Regions from separate parts of the Homo sapiens genome. Here all the other regions are linked to region 2. The links are chromatin contacts, found by Hi-C or POLR2A ChIA-PET in ENCODE. All regions are on one chromosome and are shown on one strand. The core of a region is the stretch at or near the end of the contact, and the rest is flanking DNA. Distances in the headings are between cores, read along the strand shown.

The links. Hi-C counts contacts between places; a loop is a spot of excess contacts on that map. ChIA-PET counts read pairs that join two places held with the same protein, here RNA polymerase II (POLR2A). Pooled maps may share reads with other maps.
Region 1: a loop to region 2 is called in a map of CD8-positive, alpha-beta T cell, with 7 times the contacts of the local background. The contact joins the promoter of EFCAB11 here to the promoter of DICER1 in region 2. A Hi-C loop is called at or near these places in 2 of 168 maps with a recorded cell type or tissue (CD8-positive, alpha-beta T cell and naive thymus-derived CD4-positive, alpha-beta T cell) and 8 of 50 pooled maps.
Region 3: a loop to region 2 is called in a map of CD4-positive, alpha-beta T cell, with 10 times the contacts of the local background. The contact joins the promoter of EIF5 here to the promoter of DICER1 in region 2. A Hi-C loop is called at or near these places in 1 of 168 maps with a recorded cell type or tissue (CD4-positive, alpha-beta T cell) and 3 of 50 pooled maps. POLR2A ChIA-PET finds 5 or more read pairs at or near these places in 1 of 52 experiments (CD8-positive, alpha-beta T cell).

What each region holds. Positions count from the first base shown.
Region 1 is chr14:89,953,324-89,956,639 of GRCh38, reverse strand. EFCAB11 (EF-hand calcium binding domain 11) reads left to right here and starts at 1,910. Exons shown (of 6, transcript NM_145231.4): 1 at 1,910-2,054; 2 at 2,639-2,734. The coding sequence starts at 1,980. TDP1 (tyrosyl-DNA phosphodiesterase 1) reads right to left here and starts at 713. Exons shown (of 17, transcript NM_018319.4): 1 at 670-713; 2 at 1-62. RefSeq lists a silencer at 386-615 and an enhancer at 1,681-2,181.
Region 2 is chr14:95,156,098-95,159,468 of GRCh38, reverse strand. It overlaps DICER1 (dicer 1, ribonuclease III), which reads left to right and starts at 1,940. Exons shown (of 27, transcript NM_177438.3): 1 at 1,940-2,239. It overlaps DICER1-AS1 (DICER1 antisense RNA 1), which reads right to left and starts at 1,781. Exons shown (of 4, transcript NR_015415.1): 1 at 1,611-1,781; 2 at 1,235-1,276; 3 at 434-593. RefSeq lists enhancers at 1,470-1,539, 1,580-1,679 and silencers at 1,770-2,229, 2,290-2,649.
Region 3 is chr14:103,332,616-103,335,964 of GRCh38, reverse strand. It overlaps EIF5 (eukaryotic translation initiation factor 5), which reads right to left and starts at 1,728. Exons shown (of 12, transcript NM_001969.5): 1 at 1,705-1,728; 2 at 1,368-1,576; 3 at 33-312. The coding sequence starts at 104. EIF5-DT (EIF5 divergent transcript) reads left to right here and starts at 1,305. Exons shown (of 1, transcript NR_158216.2): 1 at 1,305-3,349. RefSeq lists silencers at 873-1,112, 1,223-1,272, 1,413-1,832 and an enhancer at 2,153-2,272.

The DNA.
Region 1 (3,316 bases), core at 661-3,160, 5.2 Mb after region 2:
AGGCGTGAGTCACCGCGCCCGGCCTTCGATTTGCCTTTTTAATACAGCTGTGTGCTCCAACTCTGCGGAGAATGGGTTGAAGACAAAGGAAGTGAGAGGGCTCTTGCTGAAGGCGTTGGGGACGGAGCAGATTCAGAACGTGAGGAAGTGACGGCAGCAGCTGCTAACCTTACTGCGTGCTCATTTGGGGCCGGCCAGGCACGATTCGAAGCGCCTCACCAAGTGTAAACTCGCTTCACCCTCAGGACAACTCTATACTACGTACCGTGACCGTCCTCCTATACTGGGAAACCGAGCACAGAAAGCTTAAGCGCCTGGCACGTGGTGGGCGCTTTCCTACTCACTTTCTGGGACCACGCACCTGTAAGCTTAGGTCTGGGAATAAAAACCCGAGCAGGGGCCCCTAGCGCCGCGCCCCGGCAGGACACAGGTCTCCGCAGCGCCCGTGCGCGCCCCCTGAGGCGCTGTGATCGGAGGAAACCGAGGCCCCGGGGCCGAGGCGACCCTGCCCCATCTTCCCGGCCGCGCCGCTTCCTCGCGGTCCGCCTCCAGCCCTGCCGGACCCCAGCAGCCCGCGCACCGCGACTCGGCCAGGAGCAGGATCCCGGGCCCGACCGCAGCCCGCGAGAGACCGCACCGAGTCCGCGCCCACTGCCGCCCAACACGTACCTGAGGCGCACAGAACCAACGCTTGCCTCGGATCCCGCCCCTTCGGCGGCCGCCGCGCATGCGCGCAGTTCAAACCCTGGCGGCAGCGGCTTGTGCCTCGAGGCCCGGCCCCTTCCCCTTCCGGAGAGCCCACCGCTGGGTCCTAAAGCCCGCCGGGTGTTTACCCAGGACGGGGCTGGGGAAACCTGGTCTCTCCTAGCTCTTGGCTTACTTCCTGGAGACTTCTTAAAACGAGAGGAGAACCAGAAAGGCGTCCCCTAACTTCGCTCTAGTTAACTAATAGCAAGACTCACCCTCTTTACAGGATTCTCATGGCTCAGGCTCCCAGGGCTCCATGCAGCGGCGTTTGGTTTAAAGTGGAGAGAGGATACGCTTAGGTTAAAGGCAGCTGCAAGGAGACCTGTGTCCTGGGAGGGGCTGGGTGCAGACTTTGAAATCTGCTGCAAAATAAAAAGTTAAATGAGTTCCCATTGGACTCAGAACCTCGAATGTCTGTTCCTTCTTCGCAACAGTTGCGTTCTCGTAAAATCTTCTGAGAAAAGGAACTCGCCCCACGTTCCTTGCCTTTAATAAGGATGTTTGCTGTGGGATTTGGGCTCGGTGCTGTTTATGGTATTTATTCTTGGAATCTCTTTCACACTAGGCATCTCTTCCAGAGGACTGAGTGAAATACATCTGTGTAAATATAACGGCTCGTTTCGTTCTTTCATTGAAGATCTACTTTGTGCCAGGCACAGTGCTAGGTGCTGGGATTATCTTGAGGACATAACAGATGTAGTAGCTGCCCTAGGAGCTCGATCCCAATGACTTGCTGATCTGAACGAGAATCCTGGACTTGGCTCTTTTCGTTTGGTTCTTCTTGTTTGTTCACAGTCTTTTTGTCTCCTATAACGTTTAGCATAGTGTCATAGATCTAAATGATTAAAAGTAACCTATTGCAAGATGGAGGGAGAGAATGAAATAAATCATGAACCAGGCATTGAACCAGCACCTAGAAGCGCTTGGATTTCCAGCCGCGCTCAACGAGTTAAGGGACAGTCAGGGGGTGGAGCCAAGTGCTGGGGGCAGGCCTGGGCGCCTCACTGCCAGGGCGGCTCCAAGGAAACGTAATTAAACAAAGACTCTGGCCAATAGCCCTGCGGGATTAACGCGAGTGGCTGGCAGGTTGTCCAATGGGAGGAGACGTCGGAGTTGCGCGGTGAAGTTCGGCTTCCTGAGCCGCGGTGGGCGTGGCCGCGGTAGGCTGCCAGCCAGGCTGGGAAAGCGGTGGTAGCTGGTTGGGTTGCTGGGGCTCGGTTGTTGTAGTCGCGATGTTCTTCTCCGAGGCCAGAGCCAGGTCGCGGACGTGGGAAGCCAGTCCCTCGGAACACAGGAAGTGGGTGGAAGTAGGTTTCCGGAGGGCGACTGAGCCTCGGACTTCAGCTTGGCCTGGGCCTCTCGCTTCCTCTCCCGTGTCTGGGTCTCACTCTGCCGGGTGTGCAGATAAGACCTGGGCTGCCTGTCCAAAGGGTCGTGGTTAATGACTGATCCTGGAGCTGCAGGGCTCCTGGCTCCCCGTCCAGGACTACGGCTACCTCCAAGTTCCATCTCCTTTCTCTCTATATAGTCTATTAATGGTAACCTTGAGTCTGCATCTCTCCCGCCTTTCAAAGCCAGCCCCTTTGCCTCACCTTCCTAACTCCAGGACTGAATTTTGGGTAGAATTTATCTCAGTGGCCTAAATGAATTAATTTGCGTCACCTAGCGGTTAACTCGTTTGCACTTTGAGGGAAATTTCAGCCCATGTTTAAGAAAATTTCAGTCCATCTTTAAGATTTCTTGAGAATTAATATTGGGATAATGAAATTCTATTTTCATACTCTACCGCTGGGCCAAGTTTTAGATTTTCGAGGTCCAAACTGTATAATAAACTAGTAATAAAAATAAACCATTTCTGTCTCATTAACTAAAGCTATTTAATGTTCTTCAGGTATTTAAAGCATGTGATGAAGATCACAAAGGATATCTCAGCAGAGAGGACTTTAAAACTGCTGTTGTAATGCTGTTTGGGTACAAGCCCTCCAAGGTAGAGCTTTCTTATATATTTGGGGATGGGGTAGACGATCAAAGGTGAATGGATCCTAAGAAAAGTTCACAGGGCTAGCTTAGGATGTTTATAAATTGCTTTATAAGCAATTTCAGAGATGTGTCCAGTGCTGAATTTTAGCTTCCTCTTAACACCTCAGCCCAGAGATGAAGTAGAAATCTTTTCCACTGGAGTCTACACAAGCCTATCTCACCACCAGGCTGCTAATAACTACTATAAATACAAGATGCTAGAGAGGTGCCAAGAGGGAAGACTGAGAGGGGAGTGTTGGTAACAGGAGAAATTTACATAGGACATGACATAGTCTCTTTCTCGTTTTACTTTTGTTGCTTTGTTTATAAAATACATCCACGGTCAAAAAATTAAAACAGTGCAGAAAGGTATAAAGTTGAGCATAAAATCCGCTCGCCGCCTACCAGAGGGTCCCACTCCTAGGGGATTACCATTAACAGTTTTTTTGTGTAATTCTGAAATTTTCTATCCATGACATACATATGCATAGTCTTTTATTGAAAACATAAATGGGTAAATATTGTGCCTACTTTAACTTGCTTTTCTCAT
Region 2 (3,371 bases), core at 691-3,190:
TAGAGTCCAGTGCCTACCCCCATACTGAGATGCTGTCCTTCTCATAAAGGCTTATCAGGGAGTCCACCGAAGAGATATCTACATTTGGGGATAAGTTAAGACGATGTTCTTTAAGCCAGACACTTATTTAACGCCCACCGATATTTTAATTCCTAGCTACAAAGAAAACCTTATATGTATGACTGGGGTCTTAAAGGTATGACATGCTCACCGTGCTTGACATATAAGAAACTACTTTTTTAAATACATGGGTCTGCCAGGAGCATCCTACTTCCTAATTTTGCCCATAAATATGCTACTTTCAAGTGAAACCTTAAGCCAATTCATAGTAAATATATTATCAAAATTTTAGCACAGTAATGACTGAGCACACCAGCCTCAAAGCCAGACTACGTGGGTTCAAATCTCAGTTGTTCACTTACTGGCTACTTACTTGTTGGAAGTTATTCCATTTCTTCGTCTGTTAAAACAGGAAGCAGGCTGGGTACGGTGGCTCACGCCCGTAATCCCAGCACTTTGGGAGGCCAAGGCGGACGGATGACAAGGTCAGAAATCGAGACCATCATGGCCAACATGGTGAAACCCCGTCTCTTCTAAAAATACAAAAATTAGCTGGGTGTGGTGGCGTGCCCCTGTAATCCCAGCTACTCGGGAGGCTGAGGCAGGAGAATCACTTGAACCTGGGAGGCGGAGATTGCAGTAAGCCCAGGTCGCACCACTGCACTCCAGCCTGGAGACAGAGTGAGACTCCGTCTCAAAAGAAAAAAAAAAAAAAAACAGGAAGCAGTTTCAGCACCTACCTCACAATGTGCACACAGTTAAAGCACCTACCTCACAGGGTGCACACAGTTAAAGCACCTACCTCACAGGGTGCACCTAAGGATCACAGGCATGCAAGCCCTAGATCAGCCTGCCCAATGGCAATATAATGCAGGCCACAGGTGACATTTAAAATTCTGTAGAACCCACACTAAAAAATAAACAAATAAAACTTTTATCCCAATATATGGAAAAAGTTTATCACTTCAACATGTAACAATTTTTTGAACATTATTTGGTAAAGAATGCATATATCTCGATTCCGACTAGCCATACTTTAAGTGCTCAGGAGCCATGTGGGGCTGGTGGCCCCAAACTGAACAGCACAGCCCAGGCAGCAGGGGCGCATAGTAGGTTCTGCTCACGCCCATGGTCTGAAAGAAACACGGTTGCAGTTGCTGTGAGCACACCTCACCTGGAGCAAACCGGCCTATCAGGGGGTCCACTGAAGAGATGTCTACATTTGGGGATAAATTAAGAAGATGTTCTTTAAGCCAGCCACTTATTTAATTCCCACCGATATTTTAATTCCTAGCTTCAAGCTGTGGTGCGCGGTTCCGACCTATGCAAATGAACAGCTTACAAACAGAGGGCCACCATCTATTTCTCATTATCTGGGGATCCCGGTTGGGGTGGGGGGCGGAAGTGGGTGTTTGTTATTTCCCCAAATGCGGAGGCCCCTGCACCACTAACGCGAGGAAACGCAGGCGAGTGGGAAGGTACTTTAAAAAGGGGAGGGAGGTGCTCAGAGGGAAGCTAAGCTCTCCGGGAAACAATTACGGCCACGTTACGGTCTGTGGGTGCCAGAAGGAGCAACAATGGAGGCAGTCGAATTCCGAGAGCTCAGAGAGTCTGCCAAACTTAGCCGGCCTCGGCGCGCGGGTTCCCGGGGGCCCCAAAAACTCCGGGCAACTGCGGCCCAACGCCAAGGTCCAGTCCAGGCGCTGGGCCGCAAACGCCTCTCCGGCCTCCGCGCGCGCGCCCGCTGTCTCCCTGCTCCTGAGTGGCTGGGGGGCCGGGATTAACCTTTCACCGCCAGGCCCTGTCCAATCACAGGCTCGCTCTCATGCCGCCACGGGGCGAGCGGAGCGTGGGGGCGCGGAGGGGCGGTGCGGGAGCCAGTGGGATTCTCCAAGCGGCTGTGCGCCGTTGCCGCGGGCCGTGCGCTGGCTGCCGGCCAGCCGGGCGCTGCGCAGTCTCCGCAGGCGCCGGCGGGAGGGGTCGAGGCGGAGGCGCGGCGCAGGCTGCTGCAGGCCCAGGTGAATGGAGTAACCTGACAGCGGGGACGAGGCGACGGCGAGCGCGAGGAAATGGCGGCGGGGGCGGCGGCGCCGGGCGGCTCCGGGAGGCCTGGGCTGTGACGCGCGCGCCGGAGCGGGGTCCGATGGTTCTCGAAGGCCCGCGGCGCCCCGTGCTGCAGGTGAGGCGGGCTCCCGCGGAGCAGCTTTGTGTCCGGGGCGGGGAGCGGGTCGCCTGGCCGCGCTCCCGCCTCCGCGCGGAGGCCCGCGTGCCGGCCATGGCCCCGAGCCGCGCGTCCGGGCCTGGCGGGCGCTGACGAAGGGCGCGGCCTCGCCTGCCTCGTCGTCCCGCACAGCGCGGCCTGTGGACCCGGCGTCTGCCCGCCTCGGCTCTGCTCCTGGGCCCGGACCCCGGCGCCTCCCCGCGAGGCAGCCCTGGGAGACTTTCCGGGCCGCCGTGGCGTGGTGGGGGATGCCGGCGCCTGTCCACTCCCCGGCCTGGCGAGGCCTGGGGCTCTTGACAGGTCCCGTCACGCGCGCTAAGGTGGCGCGGGAGCAGCGGAGGTGGAGACGCGCGCCTGACCTGCCGGAGCACCCTGGGGCCCTCCTCTGATGGGGCCGCTGTGCCGCGCCCGGAGGGGACGAAGCTGGGCTCTCGGTCCCTCCCGGGAGGGTCCTGTGTGATTACTGTCAGGGGACCAGATTGGGGCCCTGGGGGGCGGGCAGGGGCCGAGGCCATTCTTTTGCCTCTCCCCTCAGATGTTTTTGTGCCAAAATGCCTAGACCCTGCGGAGGACCCTTTCTTCAGGGTTTTTGATTTTGGGGAAATCAGTGTATGTTTTAAGTTAGCACATCAGATTTCTGTAGATTGTCCAGAAAAGCTGAGTTGCCCTGATGGCTCTGCCTGGAGGTCAGAGCCAGCAAACCACTGAGTGTGTCCTTAGGAACCTGAAGATCCGCGGAAACGTGGAGATGAGTTGGAGGGTCCTATTTGTGTAGTGTTAACTCCGTGCTTTTGTGGAGAGAGTTGTGGTTAAAGGGACACGTTACTGGTCTACACGATAAGTAAGTGTTCTTAGGACTTTCAGGTTTTAAAAACATTCATCTGATGAAAGAGGATCACTTGGACGCCTATGCTTCTGTCTTCGAATATTCTGAATCTTTACAATCCTGATTGTCAGGTGTCTTCGTGGTGCTTGTTTTCAAACAGTGGAAAAGGACTCAGGTTAGGATTTAAGCAACTCGGAAAATATTGTTAAAAATGTGCTGTTAAAACAGGTTAGCTATATTGAATATGTATTGGTGTAAACGTTA
Region 3 (3,349 bases), core at 479-2,978, 8.2 Mb before region 2:
GCTATCAACTAAATTGAAGAGCAGTTTATTACCTTGGCAATCAGACGGGGCATCTTGTAGCGATAGAACTGGTCTGACACGCTGCGGTTGACATTGACAGACATTTTGGCTTATTAGTGGCTTTATCAATAAGATGAAGAGATCTTTGATTGCAACTTTTTGGTATCTTCTGTCTGGAGAAGAAGGGATGACATAAACGACTGCAAGAGTTCTCGGTCTCTGACATGAAAAAATTTTCGCCACTGAGGCTGTAAGCTTCTTGCTTGTATGCTATGTTTCCCCAATACAGGTACCAATGGCTGCGCAACAGCTCTGAAAGAAAAAGGGAAAGAACACACAAAAATCCCCCCAGGTTTAACATCATCGCTGGATGGAAACGCCTCCTTTTTACATCCTAGTTATGCTTCTGCTTAACTCCACCTTAAAAAGCATCTGAGATCACATGCAAACAGCCATTCTCATGTAACACAGTACAATCTGCGGGAACATAAAAAGGCCTCCATTTCGACTAAGCTGTGACTGGTAGGGAAATGCCTGACAAGAAAACACAAGCTGTGCTGCCTCAGCCGCCGTGAGATTCCATCAGACCGAGGGCAATCAGCAGGTTTGCCTCTGCGGCCATCCTGGAAGTGCTGAAGAACGAACCCGAGCCCTCTCCGCCGCCCACCCCGCCTGGATAAGCAAACTTCTCAGGCACACCCCCGTTCGTCTTCATTTTTAAGGGCAACCTAGGGAACTGTTCTCTACAACTAATCGTTGCTTCGGCAACCATGGCTTACTTCAAAGCAGCACTTCCTTAAACGCAGCGCTCGCCCACAATTTGCCATTAAGCAAGAGAGCGCGAGCGAACGCCAGGCTCGCCCCGGCCTCCCTTTTCCTCGCTATTCAAATACTCGGTTAACCTTCGCCCTGGTCCCCATGGCTACCGCGCTCCGAGGCGTTTCCGCGGGGGCTGGCGAACCGGGCAGCTCCGCGAAGGAGGGGGGCGCGCGACCGGGGCGTCTGGCCCCATCCCCAGCGCGTCCCCCGAGAGCCGGCGGCCCCGGAGGGTGCACAGCCGGGAAGCGACACACGGCCGAGGGGTGCCGGGATCGGGCCGCCCCCGCCCCAGAGCGCGCGATGACTCACAAATGCAGCAGCTGAAGCCTGAGTCAGCCCGAGCGGCGGGCACGCGCGACGCGCTCCCGCCATGCCGGGGAGGGGGCGAGGCCGGGCCGGGGAGCGCGCGGGGAGGGGGCGGCCGGCGCCCGGGCCCGCGCCCGCCCGCCGTCCGCCCAAACTGCGCCACACGCCGCGGCGGGGTCACGCGGCGGCCGCCGCCATCTTGTGCGGCCGCCATCTCCTGGCCCGCCGCGCCCGCGACTCACCGTTTTCGTCAAATAAAGACATAAACCCAACGCTGCTCGCCCGGGACTGGGATGAAGTGAGGCGCGATATAAACCCGAGTCCGAGTCCGAGGAGGCGGAGGCGAAGCGCAGCGAGGAGCGGCCGGGCCAGGTGCCGCCGCCGAGCAGCGGGGAGGGGCTGTCCCAGCGACGTCCGCGGTCCACACCCGTCAGCGCCGGAGCTGGGCGACCTGGCGCGGAGAGACGGCGCCGTGAGCCGTGGGCGGTCGGGGAGTGCACCTTCCCCGCCAGCCAGCGGCCCGAGGGGTCGAGGGGGCGGGAAGCACCGGGCAGGGGGCCGCCCCTTCACCGGACTCACCTCTGGAATGTTCTCGCTCTGACTGAACAACGCCGCCGCCGCGCTCAAGCTACCCTCGGCCCCAGCGTCCGCCCCCCGCGTCAGGCCTCACTGCCCATTGGCTGGAGGCCTGCCACAGCTCGCTCGTCATTGGTTCGCTTGCGACGTCAATCGCATCTTTCCGCGCCCCTTCTGCTTCCTGAGGCTCAACTCGCGGCCTCGGCCCGCCTCCAGCCCCGGTCTCGCTTCCTTCCTCTCCCCTCCCCCCGCCTTTCCCAGAGGTCTTCGCGGCGCAGCCCTTGGGTCTCGCGAGACCCGGAGTGGCCCTGGTGGCGGGGCCGGGGTACCGGGGGCCGTTCTTTGTCGGTTTGGGCCTTGAGGGGGAGATGGTGGTTGGTCCCCTCCCTCGCCGGGTCTGGGACAGGCCGCGGCGTCATGGCGACTCCCGGGACGCAGGAGCCATCGTCCTCGAAACTGCTTTCGAGGCCGTGTTTTTGCGGCTGCCACCTTCGGGGAGAGGAACCCGACCGCGTTCTCCCCGCAGCGGGCGCTCATCTCCCTTTCCCGTTCTCCCGGGACGCCCGACTCCGGGCCTCGAGGAATGAGTTGTTTTTCCACCTTAAGCCCCAGGCCTGGGTCTTTCATCCCAGGGACGTCTTCTGTTTCGGACTCGGGGTGGATTGGCCGCTGGCGGAACGAGTCCGTGACTCGCCAGTGACCGCCCAGGGCGGTCGCGAGGCCGCGCCGCCTCGGTGTCGGCCCGCAACCCAGCCTGCGCGCTTAGCTCAGCGCGTCGCCTCCCGTTTTCGGAAGAGGAGGCCCTTAATTGGTTTGGAATCCTGGGGCCTCCTGAAGGCGCTTCGTGGTGGGTTCCCACCTTCTGGTGAAGGCCTCCCTGCTCTCCCAGGGTTGAAAAGCGCTATCCTTCGTGCTTCTCTTGTCACCTTTCTCCTAGTGGGCATCACGTCGAGTCCACCCCCTCTAGTTTATGACTTGTGAATTCTTTGATAAGCAAATCGTAGCCCAGAGCAGGCATTTATAATGAGATTCCAATGTATTCCGTTGAAAATTACTATTATTTAGGCCGGTCGCGGTGGCTCACGTCTGTAATCCCAGCACTTTGGGAGGCTGAGGTGGGCGGATCACCTGAGGTCGGGAATTTGAGACCAGCCTGGCCAATATGGTGGAACCCTGTCTCTACTAAAAATACAAAAAATTAGCTGGGCGTGGTGGCTCGCTTGTAATCCCAGCTACTCGGGAGGCTGAGGCAGGAGAATCCTTGAACCCGGGAGGCACAGGTTACAGTGAGCCGAGATCACACCACTGCACTCCAGCCTGGACAACAGAGCGAGACTGTCTCCAAAAAAAAAAAAAAAGAAAATTTTTATTATTTAGAGAGAGGCTCTCATATTTTAGTTCTGTTGAAACTCTCCCATTCTTTCTGAAACTTGGATTTTTTTTGTGAAAACTTGAGTCTTAAAAACACATCCATAGTTCACCCTGAAGTTTGAAGACCTCACTTGACTGATGGAGCGAGAGCCCCGCTAACCTGCACTCTGGTCTCTAAGGTGCAGTCATCGAGAAGTCCTGAGCGGCCGTGCAGGTTTCCCGATCTGGAAAAGAGAAATGTTGCTGAGGACAGGATGAGGTAGATAAGGGGCTGCCC